2 separate regions of the Homo sapiens genome follow, and region 1 is linked to region 2. Evidence: read pairs that join two places in POLR2A ChIA-PET (ENCODE). Cell type or tissue: K562. All regions are shown on one strand. Each heading gives the region's core, and the rest is flanking DNA. Links, peaks and the distances in the headings are about the cores only.

Region 1 (15,041 bases), core at 3,555-11,554, 200 kb before region 2:
AATACAATAATAATTTTGTGAGGCTGTCAACAGATTTTTCCCCTGATCCATTTTAGCAGTCATTTTTTCTTATTTTTAAACTGCAACTAAGGAAATACTGTTTACCTAAGTATTAGATCAGATTAGCCTGTTACTCCATCACTGACTGTAATACCCAGGAATATTCTGTGGGAGTGCAGGCCAATGACTTTTACCTCATTATGTTAAAAAAAAATAGTATGTGTCTTGGCTGTTCTCAGTTCTCCTTTAATTATTCATTTAGATTTCATTTATCCTTCAGTTCACCTGAAGTTTACTTTTTGGATGTTGTCAACTTGTATAATGCATATGATTGAAAGTTTTCATTTGTTTCACTTCCTTGGTAAATAATATTTTCTGCTTATTTTATTCAAAAACTTCTTGAAGAGTATTTTCTATTAATACTTCTATTTAGGATTTGCCTTTAGCCCTAGTCTCATTAGGGGCTTTTTTTTTTCTTTAATTAAAAAAAAAGGATTTCCGTAGTCCCAAAGTCTGGTCTATCAGATCTTCACTCCTAGAGCCTTGGGGAAGTAGGAGCTTTTGGATAAATGATTTAAAATGTTTCAATTCACTGATTTTACTAATTTAAAGTGAAACCTGTACCTTTCAAAGTACTACCCAGAGCACCATGTTTTGAAATGCAAACTAGAACAGGAAACATTCATCAGAAATTATCTTGAATGGTTGATTCCTTTAATAAGCTACAATGTACCAGTTACGTACAAGCTCTGTATTGTATACGTTAGAGAATGCAAGGATGAGATCAGAAATGCGTTTCAGGAGCTCATAGTCTGGGTGACGCTATAATTTGATAAACATAATTTCAGCAAGGAGGCATTCAAGTTGTTTTAAAGGATTTCCATTTGAGTCTCTTTATACCTTCTCCTTGGGAAATCTCATTGATTTTCCTGTACCCTTAACTGATCAGTTCACACATCTGCATTGCCAACCTTGACTTTCTTCTACATCTAGTCTTACATCTTAAATTGTGTGGATGACACCCATCGCTTCCAATAAAGCACATTCCTTCTCCTAAGGGGAATTAGTTATGAGTTCCCAATTTCTGTTAATGGTGTTATCTTTCACTGATAAGTAACTGTTAAACCTCCTGAATAATCTCTGATTCTTCCTCCTTTCATCCCCCTGTATCTACCAGTTGTTAAGCTCTGTTGCTTCTTTATTCTTAGTGTTTCTTATATCTTTCTCTTCCCATGACCACCCTCATTCAGGACTTTGTTGTTTTGTGCCTGCACTACCACAGCGTCCTTTTAATTATTTTTACTGTCTTTAATGTCTTACACTCTCAGTGCAAGTCCATGTCTACTTAAATTTTCCTAAAGAACTCTTCCTACAGCCGCTCCTCGGTTTCTTTTCTTGATTGAATTTGTTTTGCCCAAAGGCCCAAGTTTATATTCAGCTTCAGAGTTGAGATTCTTTATTTTCTTATCTTTTTTTTTTTTTTTTTTTTTTGAGATGGAGTTTTGCTCTTGTTGCCCAGACTGGAGTGCAGTGGCGCAATCTCGACTCACTGCAACCACCGCCTCCGGGGTTCAAGCGATTCTCCTGCCTCAGTCTCCTGAGTAGCTGGGATTACAGGCATCCACTACCATGCCTGGCTAATTTTTTTGTATTTTTAGTAGAGACAGAGTCTCACCATGTTGGCCAGGCTGGTCTCAAACTCCTGACCTCAAGTGATCCACCCACCTTGGCCTCCCAAAGTGCTGGGATTACAGGTGTGAGCCACTGCACCCGGCCGAGATTCTTTATCTTCTACATGAACCTGCTATCCTGTATAAACCGGCTTTCTCAGGTTAGAGTGATACAGAATTCTTCCAAACTCCAGTAAATCTTATTCTTCTTACTCATTTGTACATATGAATTTTAACTTTGTATATATATATTCTGTACATCTACTTTGAGCTTCTGCCATTTGCTAGGCAAGCATGGTGTTGAGTTTGGGAATACAGCCGTAAGCTACACAGACCTCTGTCCTTTTGGAAATGTTAGCCTAGTGGGAAAAATAGATATCAAATAATCACACAGTTTGTGAATGGTGATTAGTATTATGAATGAAGTATATAGGGTGCTGTTCAAAACATGTCATAGAGGAAACTGATCTAATATGGAGGGCAATAGGAAGAACTAGGGAAGGTTTCCCTGAAGAAGTGATGCTGAGCTGAAAGTTCAAGGATAAGTAAGAACTAACTAGAAAAAGTGACAGAAGAAGAGCATACAAGGCAAAGGGAACTGCTTTTGCAGAGGTCTTTAATAATACTCTATCTTGTCGTATTAGAGAGTAAATTAATTCAGAAGTAACACTTTGTCTTGCAAATCCTAGGTACTCAGTAAATGTTTGATTGAACTATCTATTTTGGAGGGTTGGACAAACTCTCCAGCCCTGTTTCTAGACTGCACTATGACCACCCCATCCCTCTTTGGTTTGCATTTAACATTACAACATCACCCTTTTCAACAAATTCATAAATTTCTGCAATGTTTTCTATACTTTTGAATTATGTTGATTGCATTTTTAAAAACATTTATTTTGAAATAATTATAGATTCACAGGAAGTTGCAAAGATAGTACAGACAGGTCCCTGTGTACACTTCACCCAGTTTCCCTCATAGGTTACATCTTATATAGTTACATTATAGTATCAAAACAAGGAAATTGATCTTGGTATAAGTATGTATCTGTTTCTGTATCATTTTATCACATGTTTATTTGTGTTACCATTACCACCACTGTCAAGATACAGAACTATTCCGTCACCGCAAAGATCTCCCTCATATTCCCTCTTTATAGTCCCACCTACCCAGCCTCTCCCCGCAACAGGTATCCCTAACCCCTGGCAACCATAATCTGTTCTCCATCTCTATAATGTTGTCATTTTCTATAATGTCATATGAATGGAATCATACAGTATGTGACTTTTTGAGGTTGTTTTTTGTCACTCAGTATAATGCTTTTGAGATCTATCCATATTGTTGTATGTAGCAGTAGTTCCTTTTTATTGTTAAGTAGTATTTCATGGTGTGGATGTACCACAGCTCGTTTAACCATTTACCTGTTGGGCGTTTTGGTTGCTTCTAGTTTTTGGCTATTATAACGTAGTATGAACAATCATGTACAGGTTTGTAAGGACATAACTTTTCATATCTCTGAGCTAAATGCCCAGGAGTGCAATTGCAGGATCAGATGGTAAATGCATGTTTAATTTTAAAATAAACTGACAAACTTTTCCAGAGTGGCTGTACTATTTTACATTTCTACCAGTAATATATGAGACATTGTTTCTCTGTATCCTCACTGCCATTTGATACTGTTATTATTTTTATTTTAGCTGTTTTAGTAGATGTGTAGTAATATCTCATCATGGTCTTAATTTGCATTTCCCTAATGATTAATAATGTTGAGAATATTTTTATTATTTATTTATCCTTTTTTTTTTTTTTTTTTTTGAGACGGAGTCTCCCTCTGTTGCCCAGGCAGGAGTGCAGTGGTGTGATCTCAGCTCACTGCAAGCTCCGCCTCCTGGGTTCACACCATTCTCCTGCTTCAGCCTCCTCAGTAGCTGGGACTACAGGTGCCCGCCACCACACCTGGCTAATTTTTTATATTTTTAGTAGAGACGGAGTTTCACTGTGTTAGCCAGGATAGTCTCAATCTCCTGACCTCATGATTCACCCTTCTCGGCCTCCCAGAGTGCTGGGATTACAGGCTTATTTATCCTTTTGAGACAGTCTTGCACTGTCACCTAGGCTGGAGTGCTATGGCGTGATCTCAGTTCACTGCAACCTCTGTCTCCTGGGCTCAAGCAATCCTTCTGCCTCAGCCTTCCAAGTAGCTGGGACTACAGGTGTGTGCCACCATGCCTGGCCATGTAGACGGGGTTTCACCATGTTTCTCAGGCTGGTCTGGAACTCCTAAGTGTAAGCCATACTCCCAGCTCAGCCTTTCAAAGTGTTGGGATTACAGGTGTGAGCCACTGCACCTGGCCTGAAAATCTTCGCTTATTTGCCATCCATGTTTTCTCTTTGGTGAAATATTTCTTCATGTCCTTTTGCCCACTTTCTAATTGGAGTGTTTGCTTCTTTACTGTGGTGTTTTAAAAGCTCTTTATAGGTTTTATTTTTATTTTATTTTATTTTTGATATGTGTTTCGCTCTTGTTGGCAAGGCTGGAGTGCAATGGCCTGGTCTCAACTTACTGCAGCCTCTGCCTCCCAGGTTCAAGCGATTCTCCTCTCTCAGCCTCCCAGGTAGCTGGGATTACAGATGCCCACCACCATGCCTGGCTAATTTTTGTATTTTTAGTAGAGATGGGGTTTCACCATGTTAGTCAGACTGGTCTCAAACTCCTGACCTCAGGCAGTCTGCCCATCTTGGCCTCCCAAAGTGCTGGGATTACAGGTGTGAGCCACCGCGCCGGCTTATCTTATTTTTTGAGAGAGTTTTGCTCTGTCATCCGGGCTGGAGTGCAGTGGTGTGATCTCAGCTCACTGCAACCTCTGCCTCCCAGGCTCAAGAGATTCTCGGGCCTCTGCCTCCCAAGTAGCTCAGATTACAGGCGTGTGCCACCGCGCCCAGCTAATTTTTTGTGTGTATTTTTAGTAAAGATGGGGTTTCGCCATGTTGGCCAGGCTGGTCTCAATCTCCTGGCCTCAGGTGATCTGCCCACCTTGGCCTCCCCAAGTGTTGAGATCATAGGCGTGAGCCACCGTGCCCAGCCAAAAGCTCTTTATATGTTTTAAATCTGAACCCTTTGTAAGATAGGTATTTGCAAATATTTTCTCCTAATCTGTAACTTGCCTTTTCATCCTCTTAACCACAATTTAAGATGAACCTTGATCTCATACCTTATACAAAAAGTAACTCAAAATGGATCATAGATTTTATCATAAAATAAAACTTTTAGAATAAAACAGGAGAAAATCTGCAGAACCTTAGGTTTGGTGAATAACTTTTAGACATAACACCAAATGCATTACTTATTAAAAAATTGATAAATTGGACTTTACCAAAATGAAAACTTACGCTCTGTGAAAGACCCTGTTAAAAGGATGGTTGCATTTAATTTTGGTCACTTTGTAATGGTAGAGAGGTAAGGTAACAAATTGTCTTTGAATCACTTTGTAGGCTATTATAAACAGCTGGGCACTTGTTGATTTTTAATTGTCTTCTTTACAGTCCTTTCCCAGTGGCATTACGTCTTTTTTTTTTTTTTGAGACGGCGTCTCGCTCTGTCTCCCAGGCTGGAGTGCAGTGGCGCGACCTCAGCTCACTGCAACCTCCGCCTCCTGGGTTCATGCCATTCTCCTGCCTCAGCCTCCCGAGTAGCTGGGACTACAGGCACCCACTGCCACGCCCGGCTAATTTTTTGTATTTTTTAGTAGAGACAGGGTTTCACTGTGTTAGCCAGTATGGTCTCGATCTCCTGACCTCGTGATCCGCCCGCCGCGGCCTCCCAAAATGCTGGGATTACAGGCGTAAGCCACTGCGCCCAGCTTTTTTTTTTTTTTTTTTGAGACGGAGTCTCTGTCGCCCAGGCTGGAGTGCAGTGGCGCGATCTCGGGTCACTGCAACCTCCGCCTCCCAGGTTCACACCATTCTCCTGCCTCAGCCTCCCGAGTAGCTGGGACTACAGGCACCTGCCACCACACCCAGCTAATTTTTTTGTATTTTTAGTAGAGAAGGGGTTTCACTGTGTTAGCCAGGATGGTCTCGATCTCCTGACCTCGTGATCTGCCCACCTTGGCCTCCCAAAGTGCTGGGATTACAGGCGTGAGCCACCGTGCCCAGCTGTCATTATTTTTTTTTTTTTGAAAAATAGCTGTTAGAACTGTATAGGGTATTCCAAATCTGGATATTCCTTCATTTTGTTCTGTTCTCTACAGTTATAAGCATATTGTTGGCCTTGCCTATAGCTACTTAATGATTTATTCTCTTACATCCATAACTGGCAATAATTAGGAAAAAAAATTGCTGTGAAGTCGAACCCACTATCCTGTAAACATAAATTTGGCCTCCCTAGGTTTTTAGTAATAAATGCAAAATAAAATCTGTACAGCACATTTTAAAGTTTGCCATTAGTTTACAAAGCACTAATAAGTACAGGGTATGTCAGTAGGTGGTCCTAAAATAAATTCATCAGTAAATCGCCAGGTGCAGTGGCTCACACCTGTAATCCTAGCATTTTGGGAGGCTTGGGCAGGTGGATCACCTGAGATCAGGAGTTCGAGATCAGCCTGACCAACATGGTGAAACCCCGTCTCTACTAAAAAATACAAAAAAATTAGCCAGGCATGGTTGCAGGCGCCTGTAGTCCCAGCTACTCGGGAGGCTGAGGCAGGAGAATGGCGTGAACCCGGGAAGTGGAGCTTGCAGTGAGCCGAGATTGCGCCACTGCAGTCCGCAGTCCGGCCTGGGCGACAGAGCGAGACTCCGTCTCAAAAAAAAAAAAAAAAAGAAACTATCTCAAAAAAATAAAAATAAATTCATCAATGAATCAATGTGAACTTTCTAATCTTTAATGGCAGTGTGTGAAAAATGAGAGGTGCTCATTGTATGTTTCTGGACATCTTGCTGTGTATTTAAGGAAAGACTAAGATAGTGCATGTTCAGGAAGTCTTTTAAACTCTGCAAAGAATCAGAAACACATTTATGTAGGGTCTTCAGATTTTACTTTTGAGACCTAGCCTTCTTATCACCTCCTATTTTCGCTAAATTTTAAAATACTTACTGTCAGCAGACAGGAATGTCAGTGATTCTGACTTGTATGTTTTTCAATTCTGATTTGGCATTTGTTTTGCAGTACCATCTGTCCTGTTGGCTTCTGGGTAAAGAGACGGTATTACATGAAAAAAAACAAAGCTCCTATTATCCTCTAGAAATTGGAGAGCAGCTGCCTTCACTGAACAGTAGTGCTATGATCCCTGGGACTGTTGAGATAGAAATTAAAGGTATTGCAAATAAGAGCAGTTTTACAGAAATAGCCCCCTGCCCCACCACTTGTCATTTTGTTGAAAAAAAAAAAAAAAACTGTTTTGACCACATTCCCTAATTTCAGAGGAATGAAGAGTTACATTTTCTAGCATATTCATAATGTAGGTATTAGAGGAAGGAGGAATGATGAAACAGTGTAAGGCTTTATATTAAAAATAAAAAGTTGTGGTCCAATGGGGAGTTTTCAACCTATAAGATCTATTAATATTGGGAGGTCTTTACCACCTGGAAAGTAATTATCGAACACATGCTTCTTTTGCCTTAGGGGTGTTTTTAAGAATTTCTTAGGCTTTCAGAAAGCTAATGGTGATTGATGGGATAAGGGAGACTAAGGAAAAGGAAAGAGTCATGATGATCATTATGATAAAGCATGATTCACAGGATTTATGCCTTTTTGGCCAGGTGGTATCATCTTCTGAGACGGTGAGAATTAGGAGAGGAATTTGTTAGGGGAGTAAGTAGGAAAATGAGTTTCATTTTGGACATGCCAAATTTGTAGTCAGTTGGAAAAAAAGGTTGAGTACCTAAATCTGGGGTCATGATCATTATTTTGGCATCATCAGTGTATTGATCTCTGGTTCTTAGCTGTTTAAGGATGAGAATCTCAATACCTGCTTTCCCAGGAGAACATGCATATGCCTAAATAGTTGCATAATTTCTAGAGATTGCTGGATTCCCTGAAACCCAGAAGTCACTCCAGAATTAACTTCTTCACCTGTCCCAGTGTGAGTCAAGAAAATGTAGCAAAAGCCAGGCACGGTGATTCACGCCTGTAATCCCAGCACTTTGGGAGACTGAGGCAGGTGGATCATCTGAGGTCAGGAGTCTGAGACCAGCCTAACATGGTGAAACCCCGTTTCTACTAAAAATAAAAAAAAATTAGCCAGGTGTGGTGGCGCACACCTGTAATCCCAGCTACTTGGGAGGCTGAGGCAGGAGAATTGCTTGAACCCGGGAGGCAGAGGTTGCAGTGAGCTGAGATCGCACCCTTGCACTCCAGCTTGGGCAACAAGAGTGAAACTCCGTCTCAAAAAAAATTTTTTTTTAAGTCATTTAAAATCATTTTGGAATGGTAAAGATTGTAGCAATAAGGTATTAAAACTCATGTGAGCTATTATGTGTGGGAATTGTTTCTGAAGAGCTACAATTTTTTACCCAGAGTATGCCAGTAATCTCCTAGAAGGTGTACTTTGTTCACAGAAAGGGCATTGTGTAGCAGGCCTGGGATGCAAAGCTAGGTTATCTGGAGATCCAAACAAACTACAAAGTAAGGTGATTGTGGGTCTGGACACAGGCAAAGTGGAATAGACAGATTCGAAGTGGCCTGCGATATTGCCGTGATTGTCACAGGCCACAATGTGGGTGACAGGTCAGGTCTGACAGATCTTGAGTGGTACTGTAATAGGAAAGTGAATGCACCAGCTGCTGCAAATGATGGGCTGAGTCTGAGGCAAGCACCATGGATAGCTCCAAGGCAGGGCTATTACTGCCTGTAAGAATCTGAAGCAAATAAAGCCCTTTTTTATCAGGAAGGCGCCTGGCCTGTCTGAACAATACTACTTCGAAGGTGTGCCATGAAAGATGGTACCCAGGATCTCTAAGTAATTACATGACAGCAATTTTGAATAATAATTTCAACTATTCTTATGGGCCAGGACAACACCTCACCCATATCTGAATAGCCTCACTTTGTTATGTGAGGATTGAGAAGTTGGCATTTAAATACATCCTAGTGGACTTCTTGGGTCATCTTATCACCTTGGGAGGCATATAAATGAACCTCAACCAATCCAGAGGATATCTCAGTCTTTGTGAAACTCCTGATCATTTTTGTAACCTTGCATGTGCTTTCCAGAGATAGTTCTTGCTCCCTTGGACTTTCAGATTATGCTGTCTCACACAGTGGGTTCTTATCTCATTTGCTCTATCCAGAGGTATCTTTTATTGACCCTCCGTTTAAGCATTCTCATCTACAGTGAAGAGTAAATGAATTGAATTTAATAGTGAGAAGAAACCTTAAAGATCTTCTAGAGCCAGATAGCTCTTTATGATTTATACCATATTTTAAAAGGGAAAACATCATAGTACTTGATTAGAAGCATGAATGCTAAATTACTTTCAGTCTTGTGACCACCAAGCATTTTATGGCAATATTTAATAGTTTACAAGGGCAATAAGAATGCATTATCACATTAAAAACTCACTACAGAGCCAGATGTGGTGCCGTACACCTGTAGTCCCAGCTCCTCAGGAGGCTGAGGCTGGTGGATCACTTGAGTCTGTGAGTTTGAGATTTGAGACCAGCCTACACAGCATAGCAAAACCCTGTCTCTTGGGGGCAAAAGCCAAACAAACAAAAAAAAAACTCCAGAAAAAGTAAAGGCTGCTCTTCATATCCCTTTTAATCTAACTGTGCCCTGGCTTTTCTTTTATGAAAAAAGAAACTCCCTCTTTGTTTGAGTATAAAATCATGGAATCTTTTCTTGGAAGAAACCTGCAGATAATCTTTAGTTCATTCTTGTCATTTTTTATTGAGGAAAACTGAAAACCGGAGAGGCTGGCTTGCCCACTGTAATATAAAATATCAGAGTCAGATCTCCAGACTCCCACTTTTTAAAAACAAAATTGTGTGTATAGCCTTATATTGTATATTCTTTATTATTATTATTATTATTATTATTATTATTTTTTGAGACAGATTCTCACTCTTCTCACCCAGGCTAGAGTGCAGTGGCACCGTCTCGGCTCACTGCAACCTCCGCCTCCCGGGTTCAAGTGATTCTCCTGCCTCAGCCTCCTAAGTAGCTGGGACTGCAGGTGCGTGCCACCACACCCAGCTAATTTTTTGTATTTTTAGTAGAGCCGAGGTTTCACTGTGTTAGCCAGGATGGTCTGTATCTCCTGACCTTGTGATTCCCCTGCTTCGGCCTCCCAAAGTGCTGGGATTACAGGCATGAGCCACTGCGCCCGGCCATATAGCCTTATATTTTAGAGTTTTTTTTTCAAATTTGATAAGCACTGATTAATTTACTATTTATTTTTGATAACGTGAAGTCTGGTTTTTGGTCTTTGCTGAGAAGTCAGGCTTACCTCTTATGCTATACAAGTATATTAAATTTAAAAATTATATATTTTAGTGTTTTTATGATTGTGTTTGTGAAATTAAAGTAGATTCCATGCTAGGAATCTCAGTTTCCTTAGTATGTTACATTCTACACTGTTGAGGCCCAGATGCATTGTGAAGTAACATTTTAGAAACTTTCCGAAGTTACTAGAGGCTACAGTACAGAGCTTTGATTAATCTTGGGAGGGAGGATGCAGTGAAACTTGACGTACCAAAAAGTGAATAAGGATAAAATTGGTTGCAAAAATAGTACACAAGGGGTATAAAAGGAATTGAATGTTTTAAATCTCATCAAGTCCTAATGGGGCTAGAAGTTTACCAGAATACAAAGAGCAAAACAAAATAAAACCAAAAAAGCCTACATCAAAATCTTGGGTTTTGGATAGTATTTGGGAATTTTCTTCTGATTTTTTTCTCCTTTTGGAGAAAATTGGAATGTAGGAATTTTGGAATACCTAAGAAGGACATGATAGCTGTCTCCAAGTAAAAGGTCTGTCTTTGTGGATAGTGTTATCCTTTTTTGTTCCAAGTAGAGGCAGATTTTTTTCCCTCAAAATTAGGAAAGAATTGCCTAACAATTAGTTTTGTCTAATAGTGAAATTAACTCTGGCAGTGAAATAGTACACATCACCAGAACTCTTCAGGCAGCAGTTAGGCAGTTGTATTTAATATTGTTTGTCTTTCATGATTTCATGAGAACACAACCAGAACGAAGGGGAAGACGTGATTTGAAATTAAAGCACAATTTAGTAAAATGCTGCTTTTAAAGTATTGGTGTCTGATATTCTGTATTGTGGTAGTCCTAATCTCTGTAGGGACAAGTACAAATACATTGTCACTGGGCTTTAAAATGAATAATTGAGAATTTGTGATTGATCTGAGCAGTGTACTTGGTGGCATTTTAGTAAATTGTCACAGTGACAAAAGGAAGTATTTTTTGAACTGAGGGTTTTGGAGGTATCAGAAAATCAAATTTTGGTTTCACATTGTTTTAGGGATAGAAGGAGGTTCTGGGGCTCCCAGTTGACCGGAAGGTTGAGTTGTTTCAGTTTGTGGTTTCCCAACCCTATCAGACTCACACACTCTGCTTATAATAGATATTTTGTGGCACTTTTTTGGCTATCTTGAAGTGGCATTCATAGATAAGTTAACTGTCCTCACATGTAACTTTTAAAAAGTTGATATAATGCTCCAGCTGTAATAAAGGAGAAAGGCATGAAGCTAATTTATAACATCATTTAAACCCGTAAATACTCAGGTCCTGCTATACCAGAAGTAATTAAGTAACGGTATGTTTGTAAATATACATAGTTTTGTTGTGAATGTGACAGTTACACTGCAGACTGATATATGTTGTAATGTTTTTATGTGACTTTCTGAAATGAATGACTTTTGGTAAAGTTCCTACCAGGACAAAATACCACCTTTTCTTTATTCACATGAGTTACATTCTTGGAAAATCGATTGTACATTAAAATGGTACAAAACATATTTTGTGTTTCTATGTAAAATGGAATTATACTCTAGGTTTTTTGCCTACATGACTGGAGAGTGGAAAGTTGGGGGATGTGTGCCTATTATCCCAGGACATCTAGCATCTTTAGTCCTTGCCCACTAGATATCAGTAGCATTTGCTGTCATTGTGACAGCCAAAATCATGTTTCAGACTTAAAAAATGGATCCTGATTAGAACTGCTGAGAGCATGGGGCTTTCTGAGTGATGTGTGTGTCTTAGCATACACCCTTCCCTTTTCTCACCTCCACTTCCATCTCCCCTCCAGTGTGTGACAGTGTATAGTATAAGCACTTGGAAACAAAATATGCTATTAAACATTTTTTCCATGCTGGGTCTAGCCCTTAATATAATGATATCACTTATTTATTATGTTTATTGCTTTTTCTCTTTCTCCCTTTGTTGAAATGTACACACCCTTCAGTGGGCTTTTTTTTTTTTTTTTTTTTTTTTTTGAAATGGAGTCTCCCTCTGTTACCCAGGCTGAAGTGCAGTGGCGTGATCTTGGCTCATTGTAGCCTCTGCTTCCTGGGTTCAAACGATTCTCCTGCCTCAGCTTCCCCAGTAGCTGGGATTATAGATGCATGCCACCATGCCCGACTAATTTTGTATTTTTAGTAGAGACTGGGTTTCACCGTCTTGGCCAGGCTGGTCTTGAACTCCTGACCTCAGGTGATCCACCCACCTTGGCCTCCCAAAGTGCTGGGATTACAGGCGTGAGCTATGCCTGGCCTATTTTTTTTTTTAATGTTAGTTGCCTAGAATAGTGTCTGCATAGCTGTTTAAATATTTTCTTGACCAACTCAGTTAAAAAATACACTTCAGCATTGTTTTGTGTTCTCAACTGTATACTATATCATCGTAATACTAAATTACATTTTCTTTCTCAAACACTTTTTTGCTTTAGAGCTCTTGCATATGTTGTGCTCTCTACCTAGAGTCCTTGTCTTCTTCCCCTCCCTTTTTTTTTTTTTTTTTTTTTTTTTTTTTTTTTTTTTTTTTCCTGAGACAGAGTCTTGCTCTGTCTCCAGGCTGGAGTGCAGTGGTGCACTCTTGGCTCACAGCAACCTCCACCTCCCGGGTTCAAGCGATTCTCGTGCCTCAGCCGCCCAAGTAGGTAGCATTACAGGCACACGCCACCACACCCGGCTAATTTTTGTATTTTAGTAGAGACGGTGTTTCACCATGTTGGTCAGGTTGGTCTTGAACTCCTGACCTCACTCTCTGCCCGCCTCGGTCTCCCAAAGTGCTGGGATTACAGGCGTGGGCCACTGCGCCCGACCTTACCCTTCCCTTTTTCACCTGGCAGATTAATATTAATCTTTCAGATTACTCATCCTTACTTAGAGATTATTTTCCATCTTGTCCCTAACTTCAATGATATCTTCAATTTTCTTTTTACGTTGTGTTCACTTTTATGATTACACTAAATCACTTTAATATGGTTACACTTGTAACTTGCTTGTTTACATGGTGTTTCCTTTCTGTGCTATGAAACCCTGAGGGTAAGGAACTCTGTTTACATCCAGAACCTGGCATAATTCCTGGTAAATTAATGATACAATTTGAATTTCATTTAAAATCGAACTTTTGTAGAGTTCAAACTTCCTATTTTTGTGTTTGTTTCTTTCATCTCTCCCCAAACCAGGATTTTCTCTCACAATGCTGAATTATGAACAGTTTTATCTTGAAGTTCCTACTAGTTTGTGGACTAATTGACATGTTAAATTTTGATTAGCAACCACTGGTTTAAACATTCATTTCGTCTGGGGTCAGAATACCTCATTGGGAATTGTAATGCTATTTTAATTTCTAAAGAGCAAATGAATTAAATGAATAAGTAGATATGAAAATGAACTAGAACATACTAAACAAGTATATTTGGTTTTTGCTGAGTATTTAGCTTAGTTTGAGAGTAAGCTGCTATTAGTTGAGGATGGGTATTTTTGAATAATTTAACTTTAACCATGAATGTGAATAACTGAGGACTATTAGTACCCTTGTCAAAGCAAATTACCCTCTTTGCACAGAAATAGAATTACTCTGAAAATCGGTATTTCAGGATACTTTTACAGTTTACAAGGGATTTTCTGTGTGATTTGAGGCACAGCCTGAGACGTGATAACATCACCATTTTATTATTAAAGAAACAGTCTCAAATTTTACCTTTTTCCAAAGTTGCATAGCTAGTAAGTGGTAAAACTAAAATTCATACCTAAGTCTTCAAATGCCAAATTATTTGTTCTTTCTGCTACATGATATCTGAGTATGTTAGAAATAAAGAACACTATATTTTGATAAAATATACACAGAGCAAGACTTTATTGAAATAAGTTTGGTATTTTCCTATTAGCCTTCAAATTTTTATTCTTCATTGTCTAATAAACTAATGGTTTTACCCTAAAACTTGAGTTGAACACTTATTTTTCCCATTTTTTGAGTTAAATCCTATTCATGACAAGCCTGGAGTTTAAACCCTACCTGAATAAATTTTTTTCAAAAGGCAATGGTTTAAATTCACCATAGTCATGGGTAGTTTATTCAATCAAAGGGACAATCAGAGCCTGTTGTAGTTTGCCTTTTTAGGACATCTCACTAGTTTCCTGAGCTATCTGTAAGTTTTTCTGCTTTTCTTTTGCACTATTAAAGACAAACAAAAGGTGGGATTGATTACTCAGCTTAATTTGTCTCCAACAATCTTATTTTATGCATATTATTCTGTGACAGTTATTAATGATGCCCTCTTTCACTCTTAAAATTATCCTGATTTGGATGATAAATTCAAAGGCCTATAAGTTACCTATTGCTGTGTAACAAATTTCCCCAAAACTTAGCTGCTTAAATCATTTATTATCTCAGTTTCTGTAGGTTAGTAATACAAATGTGGCCTAGTTGGTGCCTCTGGCCCAAGATCTCTTATGTGGTTGCAGTGAGGGTGTCAGCAGGAGTCACAGTGTCATCTGAAGGCTCAGTTCAGGGAGAATTCAGTTCTAAGCTCACTCATGTGGTTGTTGGCAGGTTTTAGTTCCATGCCATGTGGGCCTCTCCACGGGGCAGCTCCACAGCCTGACAACTAGTTTCTGTTAGAGAAAAAGGGAGGGGGCAGGGAGAACTTGGAAGTTTCTGAAATGGCATCTTATTACCTCTGCTGCATTCCATTTGCTAGAACCTACTTACTTGATCCAGTCCTCACTCAAGGTGAGGGATTGCACGAGGGCGTGAATATCAGGAGGTGGGGATCATTGGGGCCTATCACAGATAGTCACCTTAATAAAAGGAAAACTGCTTCCACATAATACTTTTCCACAATGGAATACAACTCATTACCTGTTGCTGTTTTTGTTTTCCTGAATAAATTTACTTCAGACTTCTCCCCAG
Region 2 (15,041 bases), core at 4,335-12,334:
TGTTCTATATTTAAGAGAGGCCTCTTCAAGTCTCTCATAATGATTATGGAATTTGTCAATTCCTGTTGTTTTTAAAAATCCTTTTTTTTGTCCACATACGTGTTTAAGCAACATGCCTAGATGCTTATGATTGATGACTGCGGCACTTCTTGATGCTTGTACCTTTCCGATTATAAATACTCTGTCTTTGTCCGTTTCATGATCTGGCCTTGAATTCTGTTTTGTAGATGCATTTCTTTTCTTTTGGTTACCATGTGGCTGGCATGTTCTTTTTATCCTTCCATTTTTCATCCTCTCTGTCATTTTGCTTTATATGTGTCTTTGAAAGAAGGCAGGCAAATGGATTTTGTATTTAGTATCTGCTTTTAATAGATGGATTTAATCCATTTGCATTTATTGTGATGAGTCATAGATTTATTTCAGCCATCTTATTTCATGCCTACTTTTTATTATATTTGCTTATTTTTGTTAAGTTTATTTTTGCCTTTTGTTGGATTGGTTTCATTTACTTTGTCCTGTTTTTCCTCTGTTGCTTAGGAAGTTTGAGGTGTTGCTTAGGAAGTTTGAGGTTTTACTTCCGTTCTTCTATTGGTTATGCTATATATGTATGTGTGTGTATACTCGTATTTTTCTATCAGCATCTAGATGTAATCAGGATCATTAGCCTCTTGACAAATGAGGCGAGAACTTTAGTACTTATTTTTTCCTGGCTCCTACCCTCACACATTGGATCATCTTAGATTTTAGTTCTACATTATCATCTATTCTCTTCAAATTATGCAACAACATTTAGTTAAACTTACCTGTTCTTTTAAAAATTTGTAGAGATGGGGTCTCACTGTGTTGCCCAGGCTGGTCTCAAACTCCCGGCCTAAAACTATCCTCCTACCTCAGCCTCTCAAACTGCTGGGATTATAGGCTTGAACTTACTGCACTGGCCTTAAACTTAACTCTTATGTTTTGCTGTTTTCTTCGCTTACCACTGTTTGTAGTATCACTCTTCTTTCTCTTTGATGGTTTTATTTTTTACTTTGTAAGAATTCTTCCAGAAAGCCTGGGTGATATAATTTCTAAGACCTTCAATGTCTGAGATGACTGTTTTTCCTTTCCATAGGGTCCATTTTGATTTTCAACTCCCTATTAATTTTTTTTAATTTGAATGATCATATTTTAAAATATCCTAGATCTCTAGTTTCCATTTAGATAGTATATACCTTCAAAATCTGTAAATATATGAATTACGATATTGCCTTAATGTCTTCTGCTTTTTTCTTTTTTTTTTGAGACAGAGCTTCGCTCTTGTTGCCTAGGCTGGAGTGCAATGGCGTGATCTTGGCTCACTGCAACCTCTGCCTCCTGGGTTCAAGTGACTCTCCTGCCTCAGCCTCCCGAGTAGCTGGGATTACAGGCACCTGCCACCATGCCCAGCTAATTTTTTGTATTTTTAATAGAGATGGGGTTTCACGATGTTGGCCAGGCTGGTCTTCAACTCCTGACCTCAGGTGATCCACCTGCCTTGGCCTTCCAAAGTGCTGGGATTACAGGCATGAGCCACCGCACCCGGGTGTCTTCTGCTTTTCGATTCAGGCCTTTCCACCCACACTTCAACCAAATGCATGCTGTTTCCGTCTGTTTTATTAATTGCAGTTCTGAGTCGAATTTTTTTTTTTTTCTAAGAAAAAAAAAAGCTGCAGTCCCTCCAGTTGAAGGTGCAGTCTTCCTGCTCCCTCCTGGGAAATACTGGGGAAACTGCCCGGTCCTTGGCTGTAGGTCCTGCCTTCTGACCTCTTCATTTCACATCCAGATGAAATAGTTCTAGGATATCAGAGCTGTAAGGACCTGCTGGTCCCGGAGCCCCGCCCCTCATTTCCTACATGAGACTGAGGCCCAGGGAAGGAGCAGAAGTAGCCATGAGCTGCTTTTATGCCCTGGGCACCTCTTGGGTCCTCTTGTCCATCACTGGCCCCTCTGAAGTGCCAAATGGCTCTGGGGGATGTGCAGCAATGAAGGGCTGTGGGGACAGGTGACTTTCTTGGGTACTGTGTAAAGGTGCCTGTCTAAGAAGATGTGGATTCCCAGGCATCGCTGGATAGCTTGTCCTGTGGCTTTCCTTGCCATCTACACACTGGCAACTCCCACATCTGTATCTCTTGCCCCCTCTTCTCTTCTCTATGTCTGACTTAAGTCCCCCAATACCTACTGGAAGTCAAACATGGTGTCTAATAGACTCTGAAGCCTGTGTCAAAAACTGAGTCCCCCAAACCCTGTTTCTCACCCAGACTTCCCCACCTCAGCATCTGGGATCACTATTCCCCTAGACGCTCAGGCCAGAAACAGGCGTCATCCTCAATGCCTCTTTTTCTCACCTCTCTATCCCCACACTTTCCTCCAGAAAGCTCTGCTCCTGTTGACTCTGTCTTAGAAAGTGGCCTTGGTCTGGTCACTTCCCCCAGCACCCACTCCCCGCCCTCGGCTCCACCAGCATGTGTTGCCTGGATTCTTGTGCTAGCCTCCTCACTGGTTCCCTGCTTCCAGTCTTGCTCTGTTTTCCCCAGCAGCCAGAATGAACTTTTCAAGATGTCCTCTAGAGCATGCCTTTCTTTTTCTTTCTTTTTTATTTTTTATTTTTTTTTCAGACGGAGTTTTGCTCTTATCACCCAGGCTGGAGTGCAGTGGCGCTATCTCAGCTCACTGCAACCTCTGCCTCCTGGGTTCAAGTGATTCTCCTGCCTCAGCCTCATGAGTAGCTGGGATTGCAGGCGCTCGACACCATGCCTGGCTAATTTTTGTATTTTTAGTAGAGACGGGGTTTCATTTGGCCAGGCTGGTCTCGAACTCCTGACCTCAGGTGATCCACTTGCCTCGGCCTCCCAAAGCACTGGGATTACATGCATGAGCCACCGCGCCTGGCCAGACTATGCCATTCTTTTGCCCAAACTCTCCAGTGGCCCCAGTCTTGCTTAGAACCAAGTGAAACTTACACAGTGTGGCAGGCCCCACCATCTGCCCCCACCTCCTCTCCATCCTTCACACGCCCTTCACTCCCCTTCTTGCCCTTGCACACCTCCACCTTTGAGCCTTCGAATTTGTTGTGTTCCCTCTGCCTGGAGTGCTCTTCCGCTAGGCCACGTGGCTCCCTCCGGCCCCTCATTTAGTCACTGTTCAAATGTCACCTTCTGATATTGGTCCTCCTTCCCTACCCAAAATGACACCAACTTCTGCCAGTGACCCTCCAGCCGACTATATCATTCTTCACACTGTGTATCTATCTCCACTAAAATAACAGCCATTCATTTGTTGATCTGTCTTGCTTCTAGATGGTGAGTCCCATAAAAGCAAGGATTTGGTCTCATTCGCCTTCTGTCCATAGGGCCTAGAACACTTCCTGCCACCTAGCAGGCACTCAGACATTCCTTAAATGAATGACAAGATTGGACAGACTTCACATTTATTTTTTGATTCAAGTACTGTTCGGGGCTACTTTTTGGCCAGGCCATGAGTAGACAGGTGACTGGCACAGACCTGCCGTTACCCCTGGGAGCTAACAGTCCTGCTGGGGACAACTACATGGCTGGCCAGAAGTGTTCCCGGAAGGGTTGGCATGGGGCTGGGGTTGGTCCTGGGGCTCCAGCTACAGCCAAGTCAGAGTCCGCTCACCAAGGCCAGTGGAGAAGGGGAGGGAAGGGGGAGTTGGAGGAAAGTGTCCTGGACTGCGAGGGTAGCCAGAGCGGGAGAGAAGACCCCAGTGAGGATGGCAAGCTCACAGCAGACCCTCCCACAGGGCTTTTGTGCCAGGCACTGCACTGAGGGCATTACATGTATTAACTGAAAACTACCTTGACCATCCCCATTTTAGGAAATGGTGGCACAGAGAGGGTAGCTTGCCTGGGGTCACACCCAGGCATGAGAAGCCAGACTCCGCCCAGTGGGCTGGCTCCAAAATCTGTAACCACCCGCTCCCCTGCCTCACAGGAGAGGGGAAGGTGGATCTGGTCAGGCAGCAGGGGGACTGGGAAGACGCAGGGGAGGCTAAGCCATGAGCAGGTGCTTGGAGGATGCTGCAGGTTCAGACTTCATGCCCCCAGAGGGCAGAAAGGGGTCAGGCCTGCACTGCTAAAAGGAACCCCCCACCCTGCCTACCGAGCTTGTGGCTGTGAGCAGTGGGATGAGACTTTCCCTCAGCAGGAAGGAGGCTGGAGGAAGGTGGCAGTGAGGGGCGAGAGCACCTGGGCAGGAGTAGTTGGGGGGATGGATGGGTTAGGAGGAAGAGCTTCCAGCCCCAGCCTAGGAGGAAGTGCCCTGGCTGTGAGGGGCCGCTCCTCCCCCAGGGTCTCCTTGGTATCTGTCCCCTTGGGGGCTGAGAAGCCCTTCCTGCCCAGATGGCCTCTTCAGGGCTTCCCCCCAGGCATGTCCACAAATAAGCTCTTCTCCCCTAGGGGGTGCAAGGTAGAGGCACGGTTTTCATTGATAGAGGAGGAAAGGGGAAGCTCAGAGAGTCAGGCAGCCTCCCAAAGAGTCACAGTTTGTAGGCCCTGCAGCAGGGATCCAAGCCCAGGTCTGGCCAGAGGGATTGTGTAGCAGAGTTCATCACTGGCTTCATGAGGCGCGTCTGTAGATCAGAGAATTTAGGCCTAGTAAGCACATGGGGTGAAACTGGAGGAGAAGGGTTTGGTGGGTCCACAGTGAGTCAGAGCCTCACCCTGAAGCGGCTTTAAGGTTGGGGAGCTTCAGCTGGGACCCTTCGAGCAGCCCTAGAGAGAGAGCTTATGCAGCCTCTCACGGGACAGCTCGGACTGGGCCACGGTAGGGACAGCAGCAGCAGCAGTGTTGGAGTCTTGCAGGCTGTGGGGGCTACAGGGTAGGTGAGGACAGCCCCTGAGTGGCCTCATCCCACCCCAGTTCTGGACACAGCTGGGCAGGAGGAATTCAGCGCCATGCGGGAGCAATACATGCGCACGGGGGATGGCTTCCTCATCGTCTACTCCGTCACTGACAAGGCCAGCTTTGAGCACGTGGACCGCTTCCACCAGCTTATCCTGCGCGTCAAAGACAGGTGAGCATCAAAGACAGGTGAGAGTACCGGGAAGAGGCCTGCGCCTGCCTCCTAGGGCGCTCTCTCTCTCTCTCTTTCTCTTTCTCTCTCTCTCACCCCTAATTAAAGGCGTGGATTTTTTTAAGCCTTATGTGGAGTAATTAAATCATTTGAAATCTGGTTTATACTCATTTGGCCTTGTTGATTCTCAAAGAGGCTATGTAATGAAAATAAAAGCACAAACTAATAGGAAAAGAACAAGCTTTGAGCAAATTCCATTAAAGACAGAAAAAAATCTAGCTAACATGTGTTCCAAAGGCAAAGTGTTAATAAGTTTACCAGGTAAAGGGACACACATACATACACATAAAGCTCCCACAGATTAATGTGGGTTTTACTCCGAATACATGAATTGCAAAAGAGAAAACAAAAATGGCTCAAATGTGGGAAAATGTTCAACTTTCTTGCTAATCAAAGAAATATAGGGAAAATAGTAAAGTACCATTTTTCACCTGTCAAATTATAATTTTTTAAAATGGAAATACCCAATGCTGCCAAATACTCAATGCTGCGGTGAGATTGTCGTTTCATTCAGTTTTGGACAAAATTTGGCCCATGTCAATAAGAATCTTTACGGTGGCCATGCCTCTTGATGCCCTCTGCTGGGAGCCATCCTAATTGTGCAGCTGGTTGTGTGGTTGGTACATCTGAGTGACCCAAGAGATGGGAACCAGGTCTGGGGAGCCAGCCCCTGGCCAGCAGCCCCTCAAGTCCTCACCACTGGCCTTGCAATGGACCTGAGGCTTAAAGCCAAGATAGCCAGCAGCCCCCGGGCCCTTTCCCCCAAGCCCTGACCTCTCTCTGGAAAGGAAGAGGGAAGGGACTGCAGTCCAGGCTGACTGGGGAGGTGCTGTGGGCTGGCTGTGCTATGCCTGAGATGTGAATGTGCCACCTTAACCAGGTGTGAGGGGTGGTGGAAACCTCACAGAGCTGCTGTTCCTTTATTTCCCAGGGAGTCATTCCCGATGATCCTCGTGGCCAACAAGGTCGATTTGATGCACTTGAGGAAGATCACCAGGGAGCAAGGAAAAGAAATGGCGACCAAACACAATGTAGGTGTGTGCGTGTGTGTAGAGGGGGTCAGGAGATGTGTAAAAGCTGTAGCCTGGTCACCCCTGCAGTCCTGGTCTTTGGAAATGAAACTACTGTTTATTGAAGGGCTCCCCTTAGTTTAAGTCTTGTTGCTACTGAAATCCTGCAATTCCAGGAATCCAGGTAATGCACATCAGTGTTTCGTCAATGGTAGAGACAGGTCCCCTAGAAAGAAAGTAGAAGGTGTCTGGGACCTGGGGGGATCATACAACTCAGGGACTTCTGAGTGATGGGGTGGGACCACAGGTGGCAGTGGTCTGAGGCCCTGGAACCTGGGCCATTACTGAGCCGGTAGGAGTACAGGATGTGAAGGGGCTCCAGGTAGGTCCCAGCTTGAGCTGCGGTGCCTTCCTGCCTCCCCTCTGGGTGTGTGCAGGGATGCACGTTGTCCTGACTTACAGGGGCCCCATAGGACTCTACTGGCCGCTTATCAGGGGCATCTGCCATGGCCGGATTTGGTGTCCAACCTGGAAGAGGCTCCAAAGCAGACCTCAGCACCCCTTACCAGGGCCAGGAGAAAGTGGAAAGTGTGCCCAGTTCAAACCCTGATTCTCTGCCAGCCGGTGTTGACCTTGAGCAAGTGCGTCATTCTGAGCTCAGTCTCCTGAGCTGCAGAATGGAGATACTTGCTTACCTCAGAGGGTTAATGTGAGGACTAAAAGAGGTCAGGGATAGTGAGACCTGGAAAGCCAAACAGCCCATAATGAAGAGCAGTTTCCATTTAGTGTTATCAGAGGCTCAAATATTTGTCCAATGAATATTTCAAAGGCTTAAGCTCTGCCTTTTGTGCTCTGCGCTTTGTGTGTCTGTTGGCTACAACAGAAGTGTGCACATCCAACCTCACGCGATGATGATGGATGGGAAGATACTGACTGGTTTGTGTTCTGGGCAATGATTTACAATCTACTCCTCTAAAACAACAACTTACTCTGTCGCCCTCCATGCATTTCAAGTGTTGATTATTTTTCTTTCCTTCACTGTGCTTTTCTTTTTCCAGCATATTATAATGAAAGGCATTAATTTTGTAATCAGAAAAACTTATGAAAAATAACAAAGTTATTCAGTCTAATCACACTCAGCTTACTTCCATCTGTCTCATCAAGGGAGGCCTGTGTGTTCCCCACCCTGCTCCCCGCCTTTGGGGAATGAACACTTCCTGCCTTGGTGGGGTCCCTGCTGTAGGAGAAGGTGAGCGCTCAGGAGTGAGTGTGTCCTGACCTCATAGAGCCTTTGTTCTCCTCCCTTTGCCAGCCCGAGGCTTGGTGCAGATCTGGCCCTGGAAACCTGCTCTGTGGGGCCACCACAGTCGTATCTCCCGCTGTCTGCACCCTTTCGACCGGGTGATGATTTCTCACCATTGAACGTGCAGACAAAAACCTTGTGTAAACATGGCTGAGCTCCCAGGCTCATAGATACAGATCAAACAAGAGCTGGGATGAGGTGGGGGCCAGCTCCGACGGGGCCAGGGTCACCTGGGCCCAGAATCCTGGTCATGGCCCAGCCTCTCCTCAGCCTTTTCTACCACGTCCACTCTGGAGGGGCCCAGAAAGAGGGACAGAAGTCATCCCAAGGTGGAGCAACAGACCTCAGAAAGAAAAATGGATAGAATCAGAATGTATTTTTGATAAATGAAACAGTCTTTCATCTTCAAGTATATAAAAAGATCACTTTATTCTATTTTTAGGGAGCTATTAAATATCTCTGTGCCTAGAGAACAAGAGGGAATTGGAAAAGCCATTAGTAACACTTTCCAACCTGAAAGAGTGAAAAGCCCTAAATGATGCTTGAGGCTATTGGGGGCTGGGGCTTCTGTGGGGGGTTTTGAAAGCACCTGGGTTCCTCAGAACCTCTGGGCATTTTTAAGGGTGTAACAGGGCTTTGAGGATCTCTGTGCCACTTTGATCAAGTTGAGCTTTGCCTTCCAGATTCCGTACATAGAAACCAGTGCCAAGGACCCACCTCTCAATGTCGACAAAGCCTTCCATGACCTCGTTAGAGTAATTAGGTGAGCACTGCCCTCTCCCTAGAAGCGGGCCTCCACAGCATGGGTTGGCTCCTGGAGGCAGCTGGGAGCTTGAGGAAGCAGCTCCTGTTCTGAGGCCATGAGGCTGTGGAATTCTGGGCCTATTTTTGGATTTCTTGTCCCTCCTTCCATTTCTTTCTTTTGCTTTTTCCACCTACCTCTGCCCTCCCCGCAGCTGCTAACGGGTTTGTGGGTGATGTCTGCTGCACATGTTAAGTGGAAATGCCTTCCTGTCTGATGCAGTGGCTCAGGCTCCCTGGAAGGCAGCTCCCTCCAGCCTGGCTTCAGTGTTCTCCTCACACCAAAGCTTTCCACACTGTACAAACTAGGTCTCTCTCCTCTTCCCTGCCCTGATATCAGAGCACCCTTTGATATTTCCCCTGAACAACCAATATTCTGATTCCAAGGTTCAAATTTCAGAGGCATTGCACATGTATCTCCTTTCCCAACCCCACCAGCTGTCAATCTCCAAGTATTGTCAGCAATCCTAATGAAAGTTTCTTGTATATTCCTTTGCATGGTCAGGGTCAAGACGTTAATCACCTCATGCACTCATGACTAAAACAGCCTCCTGGCTGCATCCGCTGTCACCAAGCTATCCCATTTCCCAAATCTTTAACATGCACAGCAGCCTAACCAGCGGGTCTCAGACATTGTGCGTTGAGTTTGTGGCCTATATGCTGGCACCTCCAAGGGCTGCTGGTGAGCTGTGAGATCAGCCCCGGGGCTCTAACCCCCACTATACACACATGCCCCCACATGCTCAAAAAGCTCATCTTCTCATTATTCCCCAGCGTAATGAGGAAATATTACATTCTTCACTTTATGTTTTTGCTGGCAGTTTTGCACTCTCAAAATGATTTTCTCATCCAGGCGTAGTGGCTCATTCCTGTAATCCCAGCACTCAGAGGCAAAGGTGGAGGTGGAGGCAAGAGGATTGCTTGAGGCTAGGAGTTCAAGACCAGCCTGGGCAACATAGTGAAATGCCATCTTTACAAAAGAAAGAAAGAAACTATTTGCTCTTGGGCATTTTGCCTCCAATTAGGATGTGCTGCCATCAGGTAGCCTATGGTGATGCCTTGGTTGTGAACCTATAGTGCCAAGGTCAGGTTTTAGACATAGGAAAAGTTAACAGAAAACATGAAATGGCTTTTACGCTCAGTTGACCCATCATTTTATTTAAACTATGAAACACAGGAATAGAGGCCAGCACTCTATAAGACAAAACGTGATGTAGCTTATGATTTATGTAAATGTAGCTACAACATAATGTCAGTCATTCCCATCAGTAGGGCGATTTAGGTTATCCCCTCCCCCATCTCCCCCATTGCATTGCCTCAAGAGAAGCTATCCTGCCAGGCCCTCCTCCAGCGGCCAGGACAGCCACTGGGAGAGGGATGGCATCCCCATCCCCCTCACCCACTAACCCCGCCAGAACAGGCCTCCTCTGACTCAGATCTGGGGCTAGGGAGGAGAGGGGCAGAGGAGAAGCAAAGCCCATTCTGACTTTGTCTTTCTGTCCTTCATTGTTTCAAAAGGCAACAGATTCCGGAAAAAAGCCAGAAGAAGAAGAAGAAAACCAAATGGCGGGGAGACCGGGCCACAGGCACCCACAAACTGCAATGTGTGATCTTGTGACAGGCCTGAGGCCCTGGGCACAGTGACGGTGGCCTGGCCAGCCCTCGGGACCCCTCCCCACCTAACTGCACTGAAACCATTTCTAACCACAACCCTTGGCCCAAGGACTTGGTACAGGAAGGGAGAAGGGCAGGTGGGCAGGGAGCAGACAGGGTCTGGCTTTGCCCAGAGGGCACGGGCTTTCCCACCTCTCAAAGAGACAAGGAAGCCACCTGTAAGCAGAAGCAGCATCCAAGTGCCCCTGGCCCCCCCATGTGTTGATTCAACCCGGTTCCTCCCCCTCTCTCGGTGGGTGTGTTGTTTATTGTAACTACATAGTGTTGGTTTGATGTGGAAGTGTTTATCCACATACAAAGTACAAAACAAGCCATGAACAAGCTTCTTTCCCTTACCCCCCATCCACAATGTCTGAGCTTGGATGTCTTTTATAGATTTTTAAATTATTTTAGTGATTATTATTTTATTAAAGGGGTCTGGGCTCACTGCCTGGTGAAGTTTCAAGTGTTCAGCAGACCTCTCTGGTAACATATCTGGAATATTGTTGTTGTTTTTTAACCGAGTTTTCCCATCAGTGCCAAAACTCAACTCAATCTGAAAGTAGAGTGTCTGAGAGGACAGAAGGTAATGGGAACTGTAGCTGGAGGCCTCAGGCCATGGGTCAAACCTGGGAGGGAAAGAGACCCTACACATGGCCTAGAAATGAGAGAAGAGAGAGGTATTTACCCAGAGGATTTTCCTATGGTTGGGGATGCAAATATTAGAAAACAGATTGTATTTTGCTGAGGGGAGTGGCTGTCATGAGCATGTCAGTTCTAAAAGGGGTTTTCATTATCCTGGAAATGTATAAACTAAAGTAAGCTGATTGGCTTTGCAAACATGTTCATTTGTTTTTCAGACAGTATGGGTTAAGTTCTCTGCCCTCCCCAGGGGTCTGAGGAGGCTCTGGGTTTCTCAGATCTGTCTCTTGCTGCGTTTTCACATCAGCTGTGCTGCTTGGTGCCTCTCTGATACGAATACACTGACACGTCAAAGTAACCTAATGTGGACACCATCCAGAAAACTCCAGTTCATGCTGGATCTTAACCAAAAATGATTCAATACTGTTATCACTAAAACAGCACCAAGACCTGAAGCCATCTTCCCTTGGAGTCAACTGACTACCACCTCTATAAGCCTAGTCAATGAGCAGACCCCTTCCAGTATTTGTAAAAGTAGTACTAGGTTGCCTTTTTGGCAATTTTTATTGACCTGTTGAATCTTGACTATAAAATGATCTGAGAAGTAAGGAAGGCTGGGCTGATGTGTGGCTCTCATATACCTTCTGCAAGGGGGCAGTCTCCCCAGCTCCCTGATGATGCTCACCCCCGCCCCCCCACCTCAGGTGCTGCTGGTGTGAGCCAAAGACTGGAGTTTTTCCAGCTGGGGTGGGAGTGGAGAGACAACAGGAACAACGCTGCACCAAAGAAAAGGTCAGAATAAAAGGCAGCACAGCTGGTGACCTTATTTTCTAGATGTTACAAATCAGGTCACTATGCAAACTAGAATATCCTCAGCAGGTGGCCTGGCCACTCTGGAGAAAGAAACCCAAGGAAAGTGAGCACCCAACTGGATGCCAAGACACCCGGGTTCTGAAAATGTGCTGTGTTCCTACCTCGGCAAGATCACCAGCACTGAGGGGCCCAGCTGGAGAATGATTCTGCTACAAAAGGAGACAGTTGAGACTTTTGCTTGTTGGAAATCAAACTTCTTATTTGTCTAAATTGCCCCTTTTTCTGTTCCTAAAAGGAAGGATAAGAGAGAACATTCCAGGTGAGGCACTTCAAAGTTTCCTTAGACCCTATAGTGTTAAGAGGTATTTTAAACACTAAAAGGACAAAGCTCTTCCCAATCCTTATGCTTCCCTAAGTGGTATCTGCAGCAGTTTGTTGTGTGCAGTTTGATGGCAGCTGCAAACTGGAGGTGAGGCGGAGGAAAGGCAGGTAGGAAGGAGTAAGGATGGAGATGCTCAGAATCAAGAGCATGGCGGAGTAGGAGAAGAAGCCCTGCACACAGGGCAGTGTCCACAGCCAGAAAACTCCTGCTGGGCACCAACCACTACGAGCATACCCCATGCCCACCGTGGAGCTGCAACTCCTCGACAGCACTGAGTTTGATAGTCTCACTGGAAGCAGATCAGCTGATGTAGAACAGAGACCTCGGCCATAAAGGTGAGAAGACATAGGGATTTCAACCACACAGTTGGGACAGAAGGGACAGTGCATCTGTTCATCCATCCTGCACTTGGCCCACGTTGAACTCCATGGTGCCTGAGAGAGACTAGTTAAGGGTTGGTCTTCTGTATCCTCTGCTGTTGAGCCTCTGGTAAGCTTTCATCTCCCATGAACTCATTTCCCCATAAATGAAATGGGTAAATAATGCCCCATTTGTAGAAGTGGGCCCTCATGACTGAGGTAGCTTCCAGATAGGCCAGAGTAGAGTGTAGAGTGTGCCCCGTGACATCCCTCCATCTTCTCCTCCATTATCATCTAGCAGGGTCAGACTGGGAAACCTGGTTGGCCACGCCACACCATGACCGAGGAGCCAACTGGGACTTCTGGCTGTTTGACATCCTCATGTTCCCGTTGGTCTTCCGGAGAATAGTGCTACCCTCACATCCCCTGGAGCACAGCCTTCCTGAAATGCCCTCACCCCATGCCTTTGCCATTGTGTGCTCTCAGATTTCTTCCACTGTTTGACACCCTCCTTAGAGGGCTGCTCTTTTTTTTCCAGAGATAATCCTAGCCATCCTCTCCACTCCCACGGCTGGGGACAATGGCCACTTACTACCTGTGCACTTTGCCACTCGGGACACCTGGATGGTTTCTCTTAGGACTTTGCCCACCTCCTTCTCATGGCACTTGCTGTGGAAAATGCCTGGCTGGCCTCGTGGGGCCTGTCTCACTTTTCCAGGAGACATGACCCACTAACGTGGCAACTTTAACCCAAAGGCCCCTCAGACATGTTACAGCAAATCTGGAGCCACAGACAGGTTCCCTCCATTGGCAGCCCATTGTGTTTGAAATTCCATGTCGGGTTTACTTGGAATGAAAGATACTTGAATTATTGTGCGCCTGTGAGCGCCCAGCTTCTGTTTCATAGTCTTAACAGGTGGCCATTGTCGTGAAACGAGTGATGCCTGAAGATCTCAGTGATGTTTGAACCTTCTGTGTAACTTTTTATTAAGTCTTTGTATCTCTCGACTGATTAATAAAGAAGAGAAACACGTATCTGTCTTAGTTCCTTTTACTCCAGTATTCCTGAAGTTTTGCTGAGAACATTGTGAGTTGTTGGTGTTTTGCCCAGAACATCCACGTCTTACAGAGCATGACCTTGGTGCTAACCAGATCTGAAGTAAGGAGGAGCCCACTGGTGGCCGTGGGGTGTCTCCTTCCTGCATGGAGCTGGAGGATGAAGGCAGGCTAGCACAGCATTTAGAGGCACTACCTCTTGATACTGGGCAGATCTGGATTTTAGCCCTACTACCGACCTTTGTATGCCTTTGGGCAAATGACCTGCCTTAGTCTTGAGCTGCCTTGCCTGTGAATGGGACACTAATGTGCACTTCAAAGTAGCTGGAGGACTAAAGCTAATGTAGGAGTGTGGTGAGGAGCCCAGAAACAGTGCTCTTTGTCCAGGACACCTATTGGATTATCTGCCTGACATTCCTTTTCATAGAAACTGCCCTCTTCCCCCATCCTTAGGGTTACAGTCTTTGGCACAATGTGATTTCATTTTTGTTGATTAAATAGGGCGGGTACTTGACCAAGCTGAATCTCTCAGGCTCCGTTTTCCAGGGAGTACAAGCCAAAACCCTCTCTTGGTAGCTCTTTGGGCAACTCTAGCTGAAACATGTAAGCCTGGGTGCTGGAGGATGCTTCTTATGCCCTCTGGGCTGGAGGCAGAGAAGGCTAGACTGCAGACTGGGGAGAGAGGTGATATGGTGGACCACTCAGGCCTGTCTTCCTGCCCATTCATTCTTTCCACAAATATTTATTGGGCACTACCATATGCTAGGCATTGGTCTGGGTGCTAGGTATATGGTAGTGAACAAGGCAGTGGGTCTTCTAAGTCAGTTCTTTCTCCTCTAGTTCTATATTAGTTTCATTGTGGCTGTTGTAACAAATTACCACAAACTTAGTGGCTTTAAAAGAGAAAAGTATTATCTCACAGTTCTGGAGACCAGAAATCAAAACTCAGTATCACTGCCCTGAAATGAAGGTGCCAGGAGGGCCTTCGCTCCTTACCTCTCCCAGCTTCTGGTAGCTGCTGGCATTCCTTGGCATGTGGCTCCATCACTCCAGTCTTCGAGGCCAGCATCTCCATATCTTTTACTTCTCCATCTTCACATTGCCTTCTCTGTGTGTGTCAAATCTCCCTCACTCTCAGTTGATACTTCTTCCATCACTGAGAAGGTTGAAAACAGCTGAACAGAATTTCCACAGACTCCTTTCACCACCTCTGCCCCCTCCCCAGCATCTGCACCCACCTGCTGTGCCTTCTTAGTTGTTAGTGATGAACCCTCCATGCTCCTGGCTGAAGCCAAGCCCCTTCCTCGAGCACTAGCACATACCAGGCATTACCCTGGCCCCCATCCCTCCTCTGTAACTCCAATTTTCCCCTCTACTGGATCTTTCTCATCTTAAAGAAAAAGAAAACCTTCTTTTGACCCACTTCTTTTGCCAGATACCACTTGATTCTCTGCTCTTTTTTGTCTTTTGTAAGTTTTTTTTTTTTTTTTTTTTTTTTTGAGACGGAGTCTTGCTCTATCGCCCAGGCTGGAGTGTAGTGTGATGATCTCGGCTCATTGCAACCTCCACCTCCCGGGTTCAAGCGATTCTCCTGCCTCAGCCTCCTAAGTAGCTGGGACTACAGGCATGCACCACCACACCCAGCTAATTTTTGTATTTTTAATAAAGAGGTGGGGTTTCACCATGTTGGCCAGACTTGTCTTGAACTCCTGACCTCAAATAATCCACCCACCTCTGCCTCCCAAAGTGCTGGGATTACAGGCGTGAGCCATCGCACCCAGCCCAGCAAGAAAACATCTTAAAAGAGTAATCTATGCTCACTGTCATGCATTCCTCTCATTTCTTTCTCTTTAAACTGCTCCAGGTGAGCTTTCACCTGCCACTCCATCACCACCACCATTCTCAAAGT

The links. Peaks named below come from ENCODE experiments on the same cell type or tissue, not always from the same donor. Only the 100,000 strongest peaks of a DNase experiment are listed, where the experiment ranks them.
Region 1: POLR2A ChIA-PET joins it to region 2 with 5 read pairs; 3 of 35 experiments call an interaction of 5 or more read pairs at or near these places.

The regions. Positions count from the first base shown.
Region 1 is chr3:138,188,813-138,203,853 of GRCh38, forward strand. The region is part of intron 1 of ARMC8 (armadillo repeat containing 8); the gene reads left to right. Among named protein-coding and RNA genes, the nearest start is that of ARMC8, 9.0 kb to the left of the region's middle. In K562, for the core only: no CTCF peak of the experiment used is centred there; DNase peaks (open chromatin) are centred at 8,469 and 11,199.
Region 2 is chr3:138,392,425-138,407,465 of GRCh38, forward strand. It overlaps MRAS (muscle RAS oncogene homolog), which reads left to right. Exons shown (of 6, transcript NM_001085049.3): 3 at 4,900-5,053; 4 at 6,045-6,144; 5 at 8,110-8,189; 6 at 9,746-13,109. The coding sequence ends at 9,845. Among named protein-coding and RNA genes, the nearest start is that of ESYT3, 35 kb to the right of the region's middle. In K562, for the core only: no CTCF peak of the experiment used is centred there; no DNase peak of the experiment used is centred there; H3K27me3 peaks cover 1,727 bases.